Regions from separate parts of the Homo sapiens genome. Here region 2 is linked to region 1. Evidence: chromatin contacts called from ENCODE Hi-C or POLR2A ChIA-PET data. All regions are on one chromosome and are shown on one strand. The core of a region is the stretch at or near the end of the contact, and the rest is flanking DNA. Distances in the headings are between cores, read along the strand shown.

Region 1 (7,295 bases), core at 2,590-5,089:
GCCTCTGTTCCTTGGCAACCATCTGGGTGACCTTAGGCAAATTGCTTTACCATGTCTACCTTCAGTTTCCTTATATGCAAAGTAGGAAATGTCAGCTGTCTATTCAAAATGTTATTGTGAGGATCAAGTGAAGTAATACAATACTTCTAACATATATATATATAGAGAGAGAGAGAGAGAGAGAGAGAATTTTAAAATTACAAAATACTTTGTTACACATATATCTCTGGCCACCTTCAGAGCAACCCTAATTATTATTATTTTCATTTTTTAGATAAGGAAATAAAAAACTCAGAAAGATTGAAATTCACTTGAAAACAGTGAATAGTGCTATTATTAAAAAGCAGTAGGCCTGTCCCACCCTATCTGACTTTTAGATTATGAAGCACCACTGCATTTACCCCCAGAGTCTCTCATCTGGGCTATGTGCCATGTTCAAAGCTTTCATTCATTTAATAAATATTTATGTGTTCCCATTTGGCACTAGGTATTGTGCTAGGCATTGAGGATACTATCGCAGAGGTATTAGTGTGGCAGGGAAAGCAGACGTCATATAAGAACAATAACAATATTGTGATTTTCATATTATAGCAGAGGAAGGGCCAGGTGGTGCAGGAGGAGACAGTTGGGAAACCTGAGGAATAGGTGAAACAAAGTCTCAAAAAGTCGGGGACAGCCAGGTGCGGCAACTCATGCCTGTAATCTCAGCACTATGGGAGTCTGAGGCAGGCAAATCGCTTGAGCTCAGGAATTGGAGACTAGCCTGGGCAACATGGCAAAACCCTGTCTCTACAAGATACAAAAATATTTGCTGGGCATGGTAGCGCATGCCTGTAGTCCCAGCTACTCAAGGGGCTGAGTTTGAAGAATCACTTGAGCCGGGAAGATCAAGGCTGCAGTGAGCTGAGATCACACCACTGCACCCCAGTGACAGTGACAGAGTGAGGCCGTCTCAAAAAAAAAATTGGGGGAGGACTTTTATCAAGATGGAGAGAAACATGGTGTTTAGTACAAGTGAAGCATATAGGTAAGAGTGGAGGCTGTGCCAAGACAGGAGGCTGGAGAGTCAGTTGGGCCCAGATCTAGGAGGCCTTGTGAGCCAGGCAAAGGAGTTTGAACCTCATCCTTAGTCCAGAATGAAACTGCATAAGAGTTTTACGTAGGGAAAGGATTGATATATTTGCAAGATCCTTCTAAATGGGATATTGTCTTAGTCCAAGCTGCTACAACAGAATACCACAGACTGAGTGGCTTAAACAACATTTATTTCTCACCATTCTGGAGGCAAGGTAGTCTAAGATCAAGGCATCAGCAGATCTGTGTCTGGAGAAGGTCTGCTTCCTGGTTTGCAGTTGGCCATCTTCTCACTGTATCCTCCCGTGTTGGAAAGCAGAGAGGGAGAGAGAGAGAAAGAGCACACAAACAAGCTTTAGGGAGATACAGACATTCAGTACACAGCAGATGTGGAGACTGGATCTGGGCCTAGTGAGGCTGGAGGCAGGTAGGCGAGTTAGGCTAGAGACAAATGCAGAAATCCCAGCAAGAAATAATGGTGGAATGAGCTAGGAATAAAGAGAGGGCCAATCTTAGAGATTTAAGATTTAGGAAGTAGAATCAGGATGTGGTGATTGATTGGCATATGTGCAAGAAAGGAGGGAAGTGAGATGGAAAAGTCAAGGATGACATCCACATTGCTTGTGCACCAGGCGGGTGGGGACATCCCTCACTGGACTAGGAGACACTGGTGGTAGAATATCTGCTATTTGGTATGTGTGTCCTGCATGAACTTGTCTTGCAACTTCATCCAGGAACCCCTAAATTATGGCTGCCTTGCCTGGAGGAGCAGGAATGAATGAGATAAGCCTATCAACTTGAGGATTCTGTTTTCCAGACGCCTAGAGGTCCATGTGGTGGAGCATCAGGAAGGGAGGAAAGGTGCAGGTAGAGCAAAGGCATTTGCTGGGCCTCCTATTCTCTCAATCCAATCTCTCTGATTACTTAAGAACTGTTTGTCGAAGGCATACCATGTAAGGCCCTTAGTAGTTGCAGAGGGAGAAACTGATCTTAAAACAGTTTTGCTATCTAGAAGGAGATAAGAAAACCAACCACAGAAATAAATACAGGTGTGTTTATAACATGTTAACAGCCATAAAAGACATACTCTCAGAAAACTGAGGTCATAAATGACATTGCTGATTGGGAAAATCAGAGAGGAAGAGGTTTTCGAGTTGGCCTTAAAGGACAGGTGGAATTTCTACAGGCGGAAATGTGAGGTTGGGCGTCCAGTGGAGATATCCCTGAAGGAGGAAAAAGCATGAGATAAGATGGCAGCGTATTCAGGTAATCACCAGCTCGCTCTTTCTGCTTAGGGTATCTGCACAAAGTGAGATATTAAGCTGGGATCCACGGAGCTTTGAGGAGTTTCAGAATTCCCTGAAATATTGTGCAAAATTATATTTCTGTATGCATGTGCTTTTTTTGAAGACAGGGTCCATAGCTCTTCTGCAATTCTCAGAAGGGTGTAGGTACAAGAAAAGGTTAAAAACAGCAGTTGAAATTTCCGAATTAGAATTTACAGGTAGGCTGGGGCATCTGTGCATGTGTGTTCTAACAAGCTCGGGAAGTGACTCAGTGCACACCTCGGATCTCTAGACGGGCCCATGGAGGCCTTGAGATGCCAGCCTCGAGCGCTTCCCACCCATTTCCCACCCCTCGATTCTCCACCCCCATTTTACAAGGAGTCACCAGCATCCCCACAGTCTCCACTGCCCTGGAAGAAATATGGCGAGGCAAGGTCAGAGGAACAGGGGGGAAATCAGAATATCTTGCAAAGACTCTGGAGTCCCCTTCAGAGACAGGGTGGGTGGGAGCTGCTCTGCCCCGAGTCTAGCGACGGCCACACGGCCTGACAGGTCTCCCGCCCCGCCGCAAGCCCATGGTCAAATTCTGGGAATTTCCGAATCAGTTGGCAGGCCCGGCTGCTGCAGATTTTCCCGGACACGAGCGTGCAGCGCCCGACGCGGCCGCTGGGTGGCGCCGCGCGGGACGCCGAGCGTGGGAAGCGCGGGCGCGCGGGCAGGCTGAGCTCACACGCCCGGGAAGCGGCCGCCGCGGAGCCGGCGTCCGCAGCGGCTGCGCATCTCGGGCCTGCAGCGGGGCGCTTGGCGGGCGGGGGCCGGGGGAGAGCCTGTTTGCGCAGTACCCCCGGAGGGCGGAAGGCCGCCGAGGTAAGAGCCGGGACTCGGCCAGGTGGGAGTGGGCACCTTGGGCCGGGCCTGCAGGGCGGTCCCCGAGCGTCCCGGGGTAGGGTGGGCTCCCTGGGGACGATGCCCAGGGCCCCGGCCGCGCTCCGGTCGCGCCCCACCCCGGCTGCAGCGCGGCCTTGGGGCGCTGCTGGCCTCGCCGCGGGGGTGGGAGCGGTCGCGGCCTGGAGCAGCTCCGGGCGGGCCCCAGGCTCTGGGGCCAGGGCCAGCTGCGCGCAGGGGTGAGTGAGCAGCCCCCGGGCCCTCAAGTGAGCCCCTGTCCGCTCCCCACCTTGCATTTCTCCTCTCCGCAGTGGGCGTGGTGCCCCTTTGCTGCAGAGGGGGCGCCCAGAGTTGAGGAAGGCTGCGGGGGAGAACGCAGAGACAGGTGGTTGAGGGGGCGAGGGCTGGTGCGCCAAGGCTCGAGGTATTAATGCGTATTTCTTTTTCCCCCCTTCTTCAGGGGGCGCGGAGGTCCGTGTGGAGGAGGAGGCGGGAAGGCCAGAGGCATAGCTCAGGAGAGGGCAGGTGCTGCGGGAGATCACTTGGCTCTGTCTCTGTTCAGCTGCCCCCACCCCTGCCAAATTAATAAAGTGGGTGTGGTGATGACGGTGGAGGAGTTTGATTAAGACCTGGCCCAAACTGCCCAGAACTGCCCCAGGCCGGCCGCCTAGTCCCGCGTGTATATCCGGGAGCCGCAGACTCTGAGCATTCTGTAGAGGGAGGGGGAATATTACCCGAAGGAGCTACAGCCACTGAGGCAGCTCCAGAGATAGGGGCTGCGGAGCAATCTTCAGGCTCACAGCCCAAGTTCATAGATGGTGAATTGGCCAGGAATGGTGGGAGATGGGGGCTGTAGGGAAATAGGGTAATTTCCTTAGGACCCCTTCCTTCCAGCTTTGCAACCGTAGACCAAAATTTGGGATCTGGCATTTGTCAAATGTGCTTAATTTTTTTTTCTTTCCCTTTCGGTTTGTTTTGTTTTTTAGAGAAACAGCAAGTGACAGAGCAGAGGAACGGCTGGCCCAGCCAATCCTGGAGCTGCTGTTGCAGCACTTGTTCCCCAAACAAGTGCTCCTACATTCTGGTAGGAGGACAGAGAGGAGGGGGCTACTGGTCCACACCCCTCCCCTGCCGAGGACCCCATGGCTGCTCCCCTGCAGGAAAGGCAGCTAGGCTGCCTTAGGCCGGATGGGCAGAGGCTGCCATGGCCCAGGGTGGTGACGGTTTTGCGGCCCCTCCCTGCTGCCCAGAGTGGGAAGAAGAGCGCAGAGCCTGGCAAGTTTCTCTCTGTGTCCTCTGGGCTGGAAGGAGCAGGTATAGACAGGGCCGAGGCAGCCAGGGCCTGGTGCTGCTTTGGCATTGGTGGCAGGAGGGCTGAACCTCCAGCCCCTTGGGTTTGGTTCCACCCCTGGCCTGTCCCTGGCACTCGACAACTGCTCCTGTGTGCTTATTGGTGCCACCATGTTATATAACGCTTATATAATCTTCCAGGGCGAGCACTGTGTCTCCGCTCTCAGGTCACGCAGACACGGTGTCCGTGTGGGAGGCAGGATCTGTGGAAGCCTGTGGGTGAACCTACTCCCCCGATCCCCAACCTGGCTCCTTCTCCTGATCTCAGCCATAGGAGGGGGGCTGGGAGAGCCAGGTCCCTCTCCACACCAGCTGTGTGGGATGAGAACACGGTTGGCTGGGCAGTTTTCCTCACCTTCCTGCCCCACTAGTCCCACTTGCCCTGTCTGGTAGAGCAGAAGCCATCCTTGTGCTTTGATACCAGCTCTTTGTTTTGGGGGACCCCTGGCATGGCAGGTGGCATGGCGAGATGAACCCCAAAATGTTGCAGTGGAAGAACACATGGTACTTAGGGTTGGATAAAGAGAGGGAGAAATTAGCTCTGCCTTTGAGGAGCAAGGGTAACTAGAAGGATGGTGGTGGCATTATAAGAGATTTGGAGCAGGCCTGGGGCTAGGGGATGGTCAGGGAAGGGTGTACAGGGAAGTAGATCAGACAGCAAAGATAAACATGGTGTTCTTTTACTGTACTCTCCACTGGGCTGTCCCTGGTTACCGGGGCAACAGAAGCAGTGATGAAAATCATGCCTTTCGTTCAGTGGAAAAATTTGGCTCCTCCTCCCGGCTCTTCCTTCTCTAAATCGCCTGTGACCCATTGAGAGGGTTATGCTTCCAAGGATCAGAGAGAGACCCCAGCATGTTTTCATCATGCTCCCCTTTCCCCAGTCTTCTTTATCATCTCCCCTCTTCCTGCATCCCCTGTCTCCCCCCACAGCTCGGCAGTTGGCAGTTGCGTAGGAGTTGGAGTAGATGCAGGGGGAAGGGCATGGACGTCATCACAGGGCAGGGTGAGCAGAGCGTGGGCAGAGATGTGGATGCAGGAATGCCTGGCACATGAGGAGGGTCCAGCATTGATGAGCTAGATGGAGCCAAAAGCCTGTTTCTGGGCTGGTAGGAGCTGAGGTGGGCAGGGTGAGATGATGGTGGGCCTTCAGAGTTCAGCAGTCTGGGTTCGAGGGAGTAGGAACTAGGAAGGGCCTGAGGTTTCTTGTGCAGATATCTTGTGATGAAAACTACCAAACCGTATCCCTTTTTGAAGTTAAGATTTTTGTTTAAGTTTTTTCTTTCATCTTGTGATGAAAACCGTGATTCATTCATTCAGCATTTATTGTGTGCCCCCCATATTAGGTGAGGTTCTGGGAACTGGGAAGCCGAAGGTGAGTAGCACTGGACCTTGACCTTGAAGAGACTGTGGTGAATGAAAGGAGGATGAGTATATGGGGGAAGATCTGGCATTGTTGCAAGCCTGGAATCTGGGGTCCCCAGCAGGAGACTAGCAACATACCAGATCGGAGGTGATAGGTTAGGGTGGAGCCTGTGGAAATGAAGAAGAAGAGATAATTTGGAGTGCTACTCTGGCTTGAGGACAGGACGTGGGGAAGAGAAAGTGCTGAAATTTTGAACCTTAGTGATTTATAGAAATAGAAACATTAGAGTTCAAACTTGTTTTGGGGAGTCATGTTTGATTTTCTTTTAGACATGTTGCCTTCAAGATGATGGCAGGGTATCCAAATAAAAATGTTTATGGTCAGGCAAGTAAAATATGCAATGGAAGTCAGTTCTGGGAAAAGATTTGAAGGATATTGGATTATGAAGCTTGAAGGTGGGTAGAGGTAGATCCTAGGGCCTGGGGCATTACCTGGAATTGAGTGAGGCTGTATGCCTTGTACTGGTTTATTATCCCAGGGCTTGCCCAGACCCTGGACATTTCTGCTAACAAAAACCCACATCTTCTACCAAACCATATCCCTTTTTAAAGTTAGGATTTTTGTTTAAGTTTTCCTCTCCCTAGTAACTATGTCCAGGTATACCTGGAAAAACACACACACACACACACACACACACACACACACACACACACACACACGCATGCACTTATTTCCCCCAAGGTCTTGTGCCATTTGCTTATAGCTCGGGGACGTGCTGTAGAAATGTGCCACAAGTCTTTGGCCTCTTCTAGCAAGCTGTTTATCACCCTGGAGGAGTAAGAGCACTGGACAGAGTCAGGAGACTTTTGCTAGCTACGTGATCTTGGACACACCACTTCCTTTTCCAGGCCTAAGTGTCTAGTCTTAGGGATCTAGCTTCTTCCAGTTCTGAAGCCCTCTGATTTGATGTCTGGAAAGCTTTTTCCACCTTTGCCCAGGTTTCTGATGCAGACCAGGCTTTTTGAACAAGTAGCCTAGATTTCTTAGTACCTTGTGGGAGGGACTAGTAGGGATGGAGGCCTAGTCCCCAGAGTGGGTCCCTGTCTTCAGTGTGGATAGGAGCCCTCCGGGTGGATGGGAGCCTCTGTTCCTCTTTGGAGCATGGAAATACTGGAAGAGCAGGTTTTCCCAATGACCAGGGATTGCAAACTGTGGCCCGTGGGCCGGATTCCTGTTTTTGTAAATAAAGTTTCACTGGAACAGAGACACGCCCGTTGTTTGTGTATTGTCTGAGGCTGGTTTCATGCTACAAGGGCATAGTTGAGTAACTGCAA
Region 2 (7,295 bases), core at 1,681-4,180, 95 kb before region 1:
TCCTCTAGAACTGCATGTACATTTAAATGCACAAACAACATCTGAAAATATTCTTTGCAGATAAAAATCCCAATAATAACTCATCCCCCCACCCCTCCAAGATTACTCTAAGGTTGCCACTGATTTCCCCACTGGCAAGAGGGAGCAAATAGGAGGCAGGAATAGTATAGTCTTCTTGCCTGTCCTGATCCCAACTCCTCCAAGAAATGGGGTTTCACAGACTGAGTCTGCGGACCCAGAATCATTGGGGCAATCATTCTGTCTGACCTAGAAGTAACTGGACAGGAATCTGAAAAGCAACAGATCCCCTCTGCCTCTTTTTGGTGAAATATGGTTTATCAAAGTGGGCAGAAAGGTTGAGGCCATATATCAACCTTCCCATTTTACAGATGGGGAGACTGAGGCCATGGAAGTCATTCAGCATTGCCTTCACTCACAGATCCAGTGTCTCCTGCCTCCTGGTCCAGTATTCTTTTCCCATCCCCTCCTGTCTCACCTCCTGCCCCCATCTTTTTAGACTTTGGGAACAGCAGTGGTGAAGAGGGAGGATAAAGGGAAGATTATTCCATGTCCAAGGAAGGTTAGCAGGAGAGAGCCACAGAAGAGCATCTTGTAAGGTACTGAAATCCAGCTGAGGCTTCCTCCATAACCCAGACTTCTCCCCCAAAAAGTTCCATGACATCTGCTGGCTGCCTGGCCTTCGCGGATCTATTTAACCCAGAGACACTGTGATCGCTCATGTGCTTTGATCCTGCAGGCGCCGGCAGCTTTTTGTTCTATTATTCACTGCAGGGTGGATGCTGAGTTGTCTCTCCTTATTACAGGCAGTGGTTGGGCTTCCCACCGCCTCCCCAAGGCCACTGGGTGATAGCCATCAATAAGTCAGTAGCAGCGGCTGGCTTTGAGATGCCTTTTGGGAAAGGGATTTGTACCATTTCAGAATCATCGTTTTCTACAAGCATCCTTTTTGGGAGAGATCTGGGGAGAAAAACAATTAGCATAACAATTACAGAAATCCATGTAAAGATGCTAAGAGGAATACCTTATCTGCCCAGCTGGTGGCAGCTTTTGAAGACAGACCCCTGCCTTTATATCTGTGTGCCCTGCACAGCATCTGGCACATAGTGGGGCATCCTCTAATGTTTATTTAATGACCCAGTGTATGAGTGAACATCTCTTCTCAAGCCTCAAACCCATTCCCTTCAAAAACAAGAGGAAAAGAGGCACTGAGTATCATAAAAACTTTTAACCATGTGGCATTCTGGATAAATCTGTTTATTTGTTTATCCACAATCTCCCCACACACACACTACAAGACACAAGCTCTATACGGGCACTTTGTATATGCCTAGCACCTACAACAGTGCCTAGCATACAGTAAGTCCTCAGGAAACGTGCAAAAAATGAATGAACTGGATGTCAGGAGACCTGGGAACGAATTCCAGCTAAGTTACCAGCTGGCTGAGTGACCTGGGCCAGTCACTTCTCTCTGGATCTCAATTTGCCCCCTGTGTGGCAGGAGCATTGTGCCAGATCTACGATAGAATCAATCACCTAGTCTAGACATTTCTTGAAGAACATGGGACATTGTGTCACCCTACCAAATCCATGCTGTGAGCCTTCCAGATCCATGTTCTGTCCCCGACTTCTTCCTCCACAGTCATGAGGTGCTTTGACAATCTATACAGATGCAATGTGACGGGGTCACACAGAAAAATCCCAGGGGCCTGCAGCCAGAGGGAATGTGTGGAGGCTACGGAAAGGAATATCCTTGAACGGAATGCATGACTTCTGCAAGAGTCATAGCTTCATTTCTGCACTTGCTCTCCTCTCACCAATAATCCAGGCACAGAAACCCTCCCCCGCCCTCCTCCCTCGGGGGCACAGGATAATGTTGATGGATGGGATGGAGTCTGGAGCTGAGAGGGCATGGAAAAGAGGGGAGCCCTCCTTAGCAGACCGTCTTGGGGCACACAGGTGGAATGATCGAGTAGCCAACATGCACTTCAGCAAGGGCAGAGTGATGTTTTTCATGACTAATCTTCAAACCCCGGACGAGAGGAAACACATTCCAAAGCGACTGCTTGAGACAAGAACAGGGTGGGACGCAAAAAGTTAACTGAGAATCAGGAGATAGGAGAAGACTCAGCCACACCCAGCCAGTGAAGATGAATTTAAAGAGAACTCTATGTAGTGCGGCTCCCTGGGTGGAACAGAACATATGATTCTCGTGCCAGAGTGTGGGTTCACCCCTCTCGCCTAAACCTTCCGTTGTGAGGTGTGCCCTTCAGACAGTTATGCTTGGGTGGGCCCCGAGCAACCCCGCCACCCTCCACTCTCACCGCCCCCGCACGCTTGCAGAAAGCCAGCCTTTCTGGAATGGTGACTCGTCGGGGTGTACGATGTCTTCGTGGGGTGGGCAGAAGGGATGGTATTCCCTGTTTGCAGCCCCTGGGGTGGCAGGCGTATGTTGGGCCTAGCTGGCTCCTATTTCTGAGTCTTGACACCTCCCCCGCTGCCTGCCTCCTCCTCCTCCTCCCTCTCCCCTGGGCCGCCGAGCTGTTTGGCCCGCGGTGCCCCGCTCAAAGTCAGGGCCAAGGCCAGGGGAGGGGGCAGGCGGTGGTTCCCAGCACTGCCCTCACCTGATATTTACTTTCCAGGCTGTTGACTCCCAAACAATACAGTGCACGCCGATTTGCAGGGTACCTTCCGTCTACTTTCCCAGTAAACCACTCCCACCAAGCAAACACGCAGGGTTCCCCTGGCCCGCGCGGACCTGGAAAAACACAGCGCTTGGCTGGTCTCCCTGGCTGGCCGGACCCGCCGCCTTCCGGCCAGCGCACCTCCGCTGCGTGGAAGCGGCCGTGCCATGGCGCCTTGCGGCCACGAGAGGGCAGCCGCGGGCCGCAGAAACACCACCGCGCCCGGCTTCCCGAGCCTGCGCCTGCGCAGACCCGAGGCCGACCCGAGGCGGTCGCTGGCCAAGCGCCCGGCCAGCGCTTCCGGCTGCCGAGGCTGCAGCCTTCAGTGAGCTGTGGCTCTGCCGCCCCGGGAGGGAACAAATGGCGGATTTCAGGCCTCCGGGCCATGCAGCCTCCCTCTGAGGCCCCAAAGGCGCGATAGAGGCGGTGAGATGCGGCTGGAGCTGGGAACGAATTCCCCGGCCGGCTGGGAGGCCGCCCAGCCCGGTGCGCTGACCGCACTCGCCTTGCTTTCACCCCTCGGGTCGCCTCTCGCACCTCGCAGCCGAAAGCCCCTCCGCTGGGTCACGTTTCTCCATCCCGCTGCAGCCTGAGCAAGGTCGCCTTCATCCTTTACAGACAGAAGTTCCTCTACCCGGAGGCCCGGAGCCTGGGAGAGGGCCACTGGGAACGTCGCATTTGCAGAGCCCCAGTAACCGGGCTGTGGACCGTCTTCTTACTGCTTGAAGTTTCAGGCTCAGAGCAGGAAACGATTCCAGAGCTCAGCCAGGCACCGATGAGAAGAAAAACAGAAGCAGCACATTGCCCAGGGCCATGGAGCTTGCCAGTGAAGAGCAAACCAGGCCACGTAGGGCCGCTGCTTGGGACCCTGTCCTGGCACCCCCAGCTCTTGGAGAAAGTCAGCGCTCCCAAGGCCTCCAGGCCCGCCAGCATCGTCTGGCCCTGACTGCTCTCCACCATACCCCACTCTCCACTGCAGCTCTTCCCCATGTCCCGGCTGTGCACATCCGGCTCCATGATCCCAGCCGCGCCCAGCTTCACTCTCTGCCCAGCAAACTCTTGCTTGTCTTCTAGGTGTTGGCTTAGAAAACATTCTCCCTGCAAAGTTTTCTAGGCGTTCCCCGCACCTCTCACACAACCCTATGCAACACTGTATTCCAGGGTAGCCCACACAGAACCTCACCTGCTTGTTCACTTATCTGACCCAGAATACGAAAGGCCCACACTAGGTCTTAATTAATATGTCCCCTACATCCCAGCTGCCCCATCCAAGTCCCCAATTTCTGGGCCCATGTACTTTTTACCGTGTTGCCCACTGGCCCTTTCACTATTGTAACTAAAATAAGCAGATTTATGGCCTAGAAGACTCTATGCTTCTACGTCAGAACAAGAGCCTGCTCTTTTCTAATTCCTGGGAGAATATTATGACAATTCTTGCTTCTGAAGCCTGGAGAATAATTTCCAACATGACAGTCTCCCTACTTCTGTGGTCCGGAGGGTACTTTCTAACTTGAGTTATTCTCATTATTCCACTCAAGAGAAGTAACTGCAAAACAGGTGTTAAACCATGCAGTAGGATTTACAGAGGTTGAGGGACTCCATGAGTCCACTTGAACCAGAGCAGCACGATTTTTATTTTTTAGGTAGGAATTTCTTTTGGGGGGAAAATAAGGAGCCAAGAATTCTATTAATGCTTTAAAAATGTTTTAAGTGGGAGGAGGGTGAAGGGACAAGCAACTCTACTTTCTGCTCAATATTGCTGTGAACTAAAATTTTTCTAAAAAATACAGTTGATTGATTTATTTAAAAAATGTTTTAGATGTCACTACACTAAAGGATTATAAAGTAGAGCAGCTGAAGAGCTGTGGACAATTGTTAACAACTAATCATTTCCAAAGGCTGTACCTACATTCCCAGTGAAGCACATATCATAACTTCTCAACCTAGGGAGCCTTTCCCTTCCCTTTTATGTGGAGTCTATTTATTGTCACCCATTGTTTCTTCTTCCCTGACACCAGGGAGTCTGATTTTTTATGGGTGTAGTTAGGAACTGAAAGTTTGTTTCTTTGTTTTTTTTGGTTTTTTTTTTCAGAATTTGTTACATTTATAGAAAAAGTTGCTATGTTACTTATTTGAAGAAGAGTTGAAGCTTTTATATTTCTCTTTTAAAAATGTTTTGTTTGAGGCCCTAGGGTTTTTGTTTTTTGATAAATGCTCCCTCCGACTCAAAGATGTCCAGGTGTTAATCCCTGGAACCTGTGAAACGGCTACCTTACAAGGCAAAAGGAACTTTAAAGATATAATTATATTAAGATTCTTGAGATGGGGAGAAAACAGTGTTAGGGAAAGAAGGAGATGTGTCCACAGAAGCAGAGGTGGCAGTGATTCAATGTGAGAAAGACTCGGCTGGTCACTGATAGCTTTGAAGATGGAGAAGGGGCCGCAGACCAAGGAATGCAGGTGGCCTCGAAAACCTGGAGAAGTCAAGGAAACAGTCTCCCCCAGAGCCTCCAGAAGGAACAGTCCTGCTGACACCTTGATTTTAGCCCAGTGAGACACATTTTGGACTTCTTACATCCAGAACTGTAAGATAACAAACGTGTGTTGTTTTAAGCCACTACGTGTGTGGTTATCAATCACAGCAGCAATAGGGAACTAATACAAACACACTCCAAAGGAAAAAAAATCCTGCCATAGATCACGCAGGTGGTAAGAAGGAAGCTAATTGTAGAGGGGAGACAGATTGGCTAGAGCCATTGTGGAGAGGAGTTCTTGCAATAGTAGTAGAGGTCACCCAGATAGACCTGTATATATTCTTTGTTATTACAAAATCAGTATGAGTTGGCACCACGCGGGCATATTGGTGGAGCATTTGCATGCCCTGTTTTATATTTTAACTGTATGGCCATTCATATTTCCCCTGCTAGCCTGAAAGTTTCCAAGATGGCATTCATCTTTGTATTCCTGTTGCCTGCAATGGCTTCTATGAATAATACCATCTTATGTTTATGAGGCACTTCACACTTCCCAGAGCACTGTGTGGCCATTATCCATTTTGAGTCTTACCGCAACTCTTGTGGGGTCAGGCAAGACTGGTGGTGGCATTATCAATAGATTCCATTTTACAAAAGACTGGCACCCAAATTTCTCTGACACCCAGGCCCTCCTCTCCCCAAGAGTCCACTCATTTTCTCTGCAAAGTGAATTCTAAACACAGATGAGAAAGTTGAGGCACTGCTGGCGTCCTAAGAGCTCAAACTGGGCCCCAGGGTTCTCGAGTTACTGTACAGACCTTCTTGGTCTTCTTCCCACTCTGAGCACAGGAGAAAATCCTCTTGTGCAACTGGTAGTGGAGGAGAAATGCCACAACAGTGACACCACCTTGTCTCTCAAGGACATTGAGCAGTGTGGGGTAGAAATGAGGATGGGAAGGGTCCAGGTGGGGGTGGTGTGCAAGGCTGACCCAGGGGTCCCCAGTCCCAGACCCTACCTCTTGCACTCTGACCCGCCTAGGGAAGCGTGGCTGAGGAGGTAGGGAGAAAGAAAGGTCATGCTTTCAGCCTGGACTTCAGGACGTGGCCTGAGGACAGGTCAGAAGAGAATGGTATCCGTCACCATCTTACAGTTTTAAAATTCTTTGTATGGCGTCAATGTTCTCACTTACCGAGAAAGTACAGTCTCTGGAGTTAGAGACAGGTTCAAGTCATAGGTCTCCACTTACCAGTGGTGTAACCCTGGCAAGTCACTTTCCTTGGGTGAGATCCCATTTCTCCATCAGCAGAATATGGCCTGTAAAATCGTTGGAAAGATAAAAATAACATACGTAAAGTACATGGAAAATAATAAGCACTCAAATGGTAGCTATAGTTATTTATAACCAAGAAAACAGGGGGAGTGGATTTCTCCAGGTTGGACAGCTGATAATTGGTGGAACCAAAATTCCAAACTACTCCCCAGAAGCTTCAGTTCCTTATCCCAAGGCCCCTCTGCTCCCCGGAAACTAAGTCTCATACTTCTGTAGCCAGGTGCGACCCTCCAAGGCAAATCTCTGCCCACCGACTCACAGAGAGGGAACCCCCACCAAGAACCCGCTGGAAGCCTGGCGCCACACAGCTGCACTATCTGGAACCTCGCGCGACTGCAGCCCTGGGGGGCGCGCCCGGAACCGAAATGGCTCAAGAGACTTGAGGACCGGCGCGTCTCCTTTCTCCGGCCCCAGTCCCCAACTCCCGCCACAGCGCAGAGGGGGCAGTGCGGTGGGAGGGGGGGAGTTGTGGGGCTGGGGCTCCGGCCTGGCCGGTGAAGCCCCAGGACCCGTCCGCTTGGGGTTAAGGCAAGGGGTGCGGCACGAGGAGCGCAGGGAGCCCCGAGTCCCAGGCGCAGACCCAGCTGCGGACCCGCCGTACAGCCCTGGTGTTGCAAGCGTGGACCGTGGGCGTAAGGCCCCGGCGGGAGGCACTCGGCCCGGCCGCGGCCGGGTCTGCAGGGTCCTGGCGCAGCGGATCCCGGCGCGCCCTGGCCCGCGGCCCGCAGGGTTCAGACGGGGCCGAGACAGCCAAGCCCGGTTCGCTCGCGCCAGGCGCTGGAGCCAAG

Evidence for each region. Hi-C counts contacts between places; a loop is a spot of excess contacts on that map. ChIA-PET counts read pairs that join two places held with the same protein, here RNA polymerase II (POLR2A). Pooled maps may share reads with other maps.
Region 2: a map of naive thymus-derived CD4-positive, alpha-beta T cell shows a loop between it and region 1 (6-fold over the local background). The contact joins two enhancer-like sites. A Hi-C loop is called at or near these places in 1 of 168 maps with a recorded cell type or tissue (naive thymus-derived CD4-positive, alpha-beta T cell), 8 of 37 single-sample maps with no recorded cell type and 18 of 50 pooled maps. POLR2A ChIA-PET finds 5 or more read pairs at or near these places in 18 of 52 experiments (A549, AG04450, BJ and 12 more).

The regions. Positions count from the first base shown.
Region 1 is chr1:207,864,960-207,872,254 of GRCh38, reverse strand. No RefSeq gene overlaps it. Among named protein-coding and RNA genes, the nearest start is that of CD34, 43 kb to the left of the region's middle. RefSeq lists a silencer at 3,044-3,433 and enhancers at 3,704-3,883, 3,964-4,013. Within about 2 kb of position 3,839, at least 34 of the 41 ENCODE cell types and tissues checked have a DNase peak (open chromatin) inside an H3K27ac peak, as active enhancers do.
Region 2 is chr1:207,959,311-207,966,605 of GRCh38, reverse strand. LINC02767 (long intergenic non-protein coding RNA 2767) reads right to left here. Exons shown (of 3, transcript NR_167983.1): 2 at 6,367-6,491. Among named protein-coding and RNA genes, the nearest start is that of LINC02767, 4.0 kb to the right of the region's middle. RefSeq lists enhancers at 1,906-2,435, 3,122-3,181, 3,242-3,341, 7,143-7,295. Within about 2 kb of position 2,930, at least 31 of the 41 ENCODE cell types and tissues checked have a DNase peak (open chromatin) inside an H3K27ac peak, as active enhancers do.